Regions from separate parts of the Homo sapiens genome. Here region 1 is linked to region 2. Evidence: chromatin contacts called from ENCODE Hi-C data. All regions are on one chromosome and are shown on one strand. Each heading gives the region's core, a stretch centred on a gene start or an enhancer-like site at or near the end of the contact. The rest is flanking DNA. Distances are from core to core; before and after follow the strand shown.

Region 1 (3,310 bases), core at 318-2,817, 3.3 Mb before region 2:
AGGGATGAGGCCTGGAGGGGAGAGGGCTGCTCAGAATCTACAACTATCAGCATGGTAGACCACAAAATAATACACAGAGACAACACACAGTACCATTAGGCAACAGGCACTGTTCTATGCACTCTCACCCATTTAATGCTGGCGGCAATGTTGTAAGTAAGGTTATACCACACCCAATTCACAAACAGGGACGTAGAAGTAGAGAGTATTAAGTCACTTGGTCAAGCTCAGCCGCTATTTATATGAACTCAACACATGCTCTTAACTCCAATGCTTTATTATAACAGCAGCTCCAGAAGGAAACCGGGAACCAGTGCTTTAGGAAAGGAAAATGGGAACCAGAGGTGGAAACTTACTTTTATTGTATACAGCCAGAGAGGTTTGAATTGTGTATGTACATGTAATACCTGTTCAAATATAATTTTAAAAAACTTTTTTTTAGACCAGCCACGGTGGCTCACGCCTGTCATCCTAGCACTTTAGGAGGCCGAGGCGGGCGGATCACTTGAGGTCAGGAGTTCGAGACCAGCCTGGCCAACATGGCAAAACCCAGTCTCTACTAAAAATACAAAAAATTAGCCAGGCGTGGTGGACGCCTGTAATCCCAGCTATTTGGGAGGCTGAGGCAGGAGAATCGCTTGAATTTCAGGAGGTGGAGACGGCAGTGATCCGAGATCTCGCCACTGCACGCCAGCCTGGGTGACAGGGCGAGACTCCGTCTCTAAATAAATAAATAAAATAAAAATAAATAAAATTTCAAATAAAAAGCTAGAACCTTCCCATCCACCCACTCTGCCCACTGGGGAACTGCCGACCCTTCCGAATGCGCATGCGCTCTCCAGGCCGCGCCCGTCGCCCAATGTTCCTCTTTGGCGCGCGCAAGACTCCGCCCACGTGTGTTTAAATTTTCGACCCTGGAGCGGATTCCCTTCTCCAACGCGGCCTTCGAGGGTTTTAAACATAGTTCTGTCTCAGACTATTCTGCATCTCCCAGGCCTTAAGGATAAAACTGACACTGGAGACCCTTCAGGGTCTGACCTGCCCATTCTGCTGCCTCACCTCCCACCCAGGTGGACCCTGAATCCAAGCCAGTCTAGACCTCTTCCCCCGGGGTCTTCGCCGCCTTTGCTTAGCTGTTCCCTGGAGTACCCTCGCCTGCCTGTCCTTCAAGGTCCAACCGGACCCGCGCCCTTTCCTAAGTGATTTGAGGCCCTGGCAGTCTCTCCACAGGCCGGGGTGTCTTCCAGGGCGCACGCCAAGTCTGATTCATTCATGTGTTCTTGGCACTCAGCCCAGAACAGTGAAATTCCTCCCTGTCGTCCCACCCCACTGCATCCCGCCAACATCACCGAAGAGGCACAACTCGAACCCCAGATCCGGGCCGCTCTCCCTCCTGCCGGCTCCTCGGCGTATCCATTTCCCTACTCATCTCCCCACCCTCAACCCCCCAACCGCGCGCACGCGCATTGAGTCAGAGCCGCGGCGTCCTCCCGCCTCCCGCTCCGGAACCCGCATGCGTGCTGAAGCCGACCGCCTCCATCCACGCACGCTCAGCCCGGCGAGCGCATTCAGTTCTCGAGCTCCAGCCCTCAGCGCATGCGCAGGACGAGTCGCCTGAGGGAACTGATCTCAGCTCGGGCCCGCGTTACATCCTCCTCCTCTTCTTCCTTCGGCCCAGCTTTCCTTAGGGGCTGCAACCCGGACGCCGAGGCCGGTTTCGGAGTGGGGAGTGCCCATTTTCTCTCCTTCCCACGTTCCTGGCCCCCAGACGCCATTTGCAGGCGGGTGGCTTGGGTCAGCCTCCCCGCCCCCACCCGACTCCCGTCACGGGAGAGCGCACACCGCGCCCCGAGAACCAATCAGCAGCCGCGTTAGGTAAGGGGGCCGCGAGCCCGCGCGAGGCTAGCGCACCGGCGGCGGGCGGGGCGCTCCGGCAGGCCCCGCCCCCGCCTTGGCCATTGAAAGGTCGCTGGGACGTCCGGCGGGGGTGCGGCACTGAGTAGGGGGCCGGCGACCGTCAATTCGATACTGGGTTGGCAGGAATGGGGGCGGGGGACGGAAATAACGTGTAAATGAGAAACTTATGCTCTGCGAGATCCAAGTACAGCCTGCAAACTGCCCGTCAAGTACTGGGGAGGCCGCCCCAATAACGTGTAACGAGAAACTTGAGTTGGGTTCCCCGAGGGAAGCTTTGTAAAGCAATGCCTAAATCCGGGGGAGGCTCCCTTCTAGAACCCCGTAGAGAGAAGTTTAAATCCTAGGGAGTCCTTAGGAAAATGTGCAAATCGACTACAGTTCTGGGCTGGGGAGTGCCCCACGAAGTGGGCTTACATACTCAGGAATCGGGAGAGTCTCCCCAAATATTTGCAAATAGTGAGGTTCTGGGAGATCCCCGAAGGGAGTGTGTGAAGCGATGCCTAAATACTGAGGAGACACTCCCCAAAAATATGTAAATTCGATTTGTTAATTTTCGGGAAGTCACCCTAGAAGTCCATCAGCAGACACTTAAATAGACCAGCTTTCCTAAGTTTGGGGGTAATCCCCAAAGGAGCCCGGAAACAGCATTGGAAGTCCCCAGCTTGCATGTGGGTGGGGTTTTTTTTTTTTTTCTTTGAGACAAGAGTCTCGCTCTGTCGCCCAGGCTGGAGTGCAGTGGCACGATCTCGGCTCACTGTATCCTCCACACCTGGTTTAGGTGGGCTTTTAAGTTCCAAGGAACTCCCCACATTCAGATACTGTGGAAGCTCCCAGAATAAAGGGCACAGGGAGGCCAGGTGCGGTGGCTTACCCGGGGAATCCGATCACTTTGGGAGACCGAGGCTGGCGAATCACTTGAGGCCAGGAGTTCGATACCAGCCTGGCCAACATGGCGAAACCCCGTCTCTACTGAAAATGCAAAACTTAGCCCGGCCTGGTGGTATGCACCTGTAATCCCACCTACTTGGGAGGCTGAGGCAGGAGAATTGCCTGAACCCGGGAGGCAGAGGCCGCAGCCAGCTGAGATCGTGCCACTGCACTCCAGCCTGGGCAACAGAGCAAGACCGTCTCAAAAAAAAAAAAAAAAAAAAAAGAAAAGCATTCACACAGGGGCGCTTACTTTGCACAGGAAAGGGCATCCTCATAGGCCAGTAAACAGAAACCTCAGGGCTGGGCAGTATCCCAATTGAGGCATGAAGACAAGTACTTAAGCACTGGGTAGATTTCAGAATAATGTGTAAAGACACTTAATTGCAAGTGAGGGAGGAGTCTCAGATTCTGGGGAGAATCTCCATCCCAGACTAAGCAGTCATTTCGGTATGGAATGAGTCAT
Region 2 (3,117 bases), core at 52-2,551:
CCAGAGGCGAGAAGATTGCTTGAGGCCAGGAGTTCAAAACCAACCTGGGCAACACAAGAAAACCCCCCTCCCCCCTCCCCCATCTCTCTGTCACCCAGGCTGGAGTGCAGTGGCACGATCTCGCCTTCACTGCAACCTCAACCTCCCAGGTTCAAGCGATTCTCCTGCCTCAGCCTCCCAAGTGGCTGAGATTACAAGCGTGCGCCACCACGCCCAGCTAATTTTTGTATTTTTAGTAGAGACGGGGTTTCACCATTGTTGGCCAGGCTGGTCTCAAACTCCTGACCTCAAGTGATCTGCCCGCCTCCGCCTCCCAAAGTGCTGGGATTACAGGCGTGCGCCACTGCGCCCGGCAAAAAATAATATTAATAATAAAGATCCAGAGGCCTTTTATTGTCATGTTTGCGAACTTATTATGTACCTGGCATTGTTGTAGACACTGGGGTAAAGCAGGGAAGAAAACAAACAGAGAAAATCCTTTCGTTTTCCTGATGGGGTGAATGGGAGCTTGAAGCCATTTTAGAAAAACTGGAAGTGACTCAATGGGGCAGGATCGGAGAGAACCAGGAGAACGCATCAAGCAAGGTCGTGAGGGGCTTTGTGGCAAAAGGAAGGAGTTTGAAGTTTGTATTCGGGGTGGGTAGGAAGCCATGAACAGTAGCAGAGGAGTCATCTTGATGGAGCGGGGAAGGAAAGAGGGTGTCAGAAGACCCAGGTGGGACCACCAGAGGACGTGCTGAGAAAACCTGAGGATTAAGAAGGGGCCGCGCGGTAACGTATAGGGGGCGGGAGGGGCAGCAAGGGGGCGAGGCTACGATCGCCTAGGCAACGCGGGCCGCGCCACTCTATTGGCTGGTCTTCCGCTACGTCATCCCCCGCGCCCCAGCGTCCTCCCTCGGAACCCCGGGGGCGCGGCCTCCTCCGGTTGCTCGGCCCCGCCCGCCTGCACAGCGACTTGGGGAGGGGCATGCCAGCCCCTCTGGCTCCACGGTGGAGTCCAGGCCTACCATAAAGGAACCGCAGGGAGCAATGGTGACGATCTTGGAGCGAGGACTGTAGCTGAGTGGAAGGAAGCGGTTCTGTTGGACCGGCCGCCCTCCACCCCGGAGTCGCTGCCCCGCCCCCTGCCAGTTGCACTTCTTTAAATGGCCCGGGGCGCTAGGGAGGGGTGGGCGGATCCGGCGTCTCGGGGCACGGGCGGATGGCTCCGCCCAGCCAATCGACGCCCCGCGGCGGGCGGGACTCCAGCCAATCGCGGCTCGCGGCTCGGCTCCGGGGCGGGGCTGGTGGGCCAGAGGCCAGACGGAGAGGCCCCGCCGAGGTGAGCGAGGCTCCAACCGGTCACTGGTGGGTCCTGGCACTGGCGGGTCGCAACGCTGTGGGCGTTCCAGGAGGTGGTCGTGGCGAACCTGGCAGCTGCGGTGAGGAGTGGTCGCCTGGCTTGGGAATTTACCTTAGGCTGGGGGAGAGAGAAGCGCGCCCCGGGGACTTGCGGAGGCGGGGTCTGGGTGGGACCGGGGGAGGGGGCCTCAGATTCAGGGTGATGATAGGGAGGGTCTGGGGACCTGAGACTGAGTTCAAGACCCAGGAGGGGAGGCGAGGTTGTTGGGGCAGTATTTTCAAGTGGAGGGAGTTTGAAGCTGGGACGTTGGGCTTTTGGAGAAGCGAGAGAACAGAGGGGAGGAACTTTTGAGACAGGGAACCTGGAGATTCGATTCCACTTGGGTCTTCCGGACGGGTTGAATTCGGGGCTTTATCGTGTTCTGGAAAAGGTGTGAGAGGTACGGAGCTGAGATTCTGAGTATTTGGAGAAGCGAGAGAACTAGGGTCAAGGATTCTTGGGACTCCAAGACGCACTGGCGGGGGAAGGAGGTTGCCGGGAAGAGTTCAATGTTCGGGTCTTGGAGCCGGACAGCGAGTTTGGAGGTGAAGTCCAGGGGCGTTTGAAAGTCAGGAGACTAGGAGAAGTGGGAGGAAGTATCAGAATTAGGATACGTAGTCTCCCGAACTAGATCGGAGCATTGTCGTCTTTGAGCGATGTGTTCGGATCTGGGTCTCTGGATCCAAGGGCAGTTTGGAAGGAGAATCGCGGACTTTCAAGGAACAGAGGGACCGGGAGAAAGCAAATTTAGAGCCGGAGTCTGGGGTGGGGGAGGGGTGTTCCGGGCCTGGAGCTCAGACTCGCGGCCCCGGAGGCAATGGAGGGCGGGGCTCGGCAGGCGCCGGCAGCTGGACGTCCAGGTTCCCTTCCCCCACCCGCCTGTGCCCCTGTGCGCATGCCCTGAGGGAGAGCGGGGTGAGGGGGGTGGCTCGTCCCCTGGACGGGCGGAGCCCTCTGGGGATTGTAGTGCGTGCTCGACGTCAATTCGTGTACCTGGCGGCTGTTGGCCCCCGTTTCCCAGAAGCCCCTGGGCCAAATTGGGGCGTTCCTGGATGCTCTGTAAGGACCCATGGGGGGGCGGGGCCTTACAGTGTCGCGGTCTGATTGAGTGGGACCTCCGAGGGGGCGGGGCTTGGTCTGAGCTGAGTTCTAGCAAGTTTTCCTATGGGGCGCGCTTTGGGGGAATCTGAAAGCGTGGGCAGAGGGAATGAGACAGGCCCCTTTCCTACTCTTGGGAGCGCTCCCAGTCGGTTAAGGAAGAGGACATAGAAATATCCCGACTGTTGAAGAAGAATCTCAACATAGGTTCCCCAACAGGGCTCCAGGAGATTTCGAATATAGTAGGCACTCAGTAAATCTGTTGAGCGAATAACTGGCAATTAACTCTTGATCGAGGCCGGGTGTGGTGGTAATCCCAGCTACTCAGGAAGCTGAGGCGGGAGGATCGCTTGAGCCCAGGACTTCGAGACTGCAGTGAGCTGTGATAGCGCTGCTGCACTCAGCCCTGGGCGACAGAGCGAGACCCTGTCTCTAACAAAAAACAAACACAACTCTTGTTCATTAAGCACTTCCGGTGTGGTGGGCCCTATAGATACGTGGCATCTCCTTGACAGAGGTGGTGAGAAGTATTTTTTTACAGTCCCTATTTTACAGATGAGGAAACTGAGGCCCTGAGAATTGACTCATTCAGATCACTTCCCATGATCACGCAGCTGAGCAGTTTCCAATACAGAATT

What was found. A loop is a pair of places that touch in the nucleus more often than their neighbours do. Pooled maps may share reads with other maps.
Region 1: a map with no recorded cell type shows a loop between it and region 2 (10-fold over the local background). The contact joins the promoter of SMG9 here to the promoter of SERTAD3 in region 2. A Hi-C loop is called at or near these places in 1 of 168 maps with a recorded cell type or tissue (breast epithelium), 1 of 37 single-sample maps with no recorded cell type and 2 of 50 pooled maps.

Annotation. Positions count from the first base shown.
Region 1 is chr19:43,753,219-43,756,528 of GRCh38, reverse strand. SMG9 (SMG9 nonsense mediated mRNA decay factor) reads left to right here and starts at 1,567. Exons shown (of 14, transcript NM_019108.4): 1 at 1,567-1,875. RefSeq lists a silencer at 1,787-2,146 and an enhancer at 2,377-2,636.
Region 2 is chr19:40,442,519-40,445,635 of GRCh38, reverse strand. SERTAD3 (SERTA domain containing 3) reads left to right here and starts at 1,301. Exons shown (of 2, transcript NM_203344.3): 1 at 1,301-1,421. SERTAD3-AS1 (SERTAD3 antisense RNA 1) reads right to left here and starts at 1,119. Exons shown (of 2, transcript NR_187496.1): 1 at 1,008-1,119; 2 at 373-746. RefSeq lists silencers at 770-989, 1,050-1,369, 1,550-1,609, 2,075-2,454.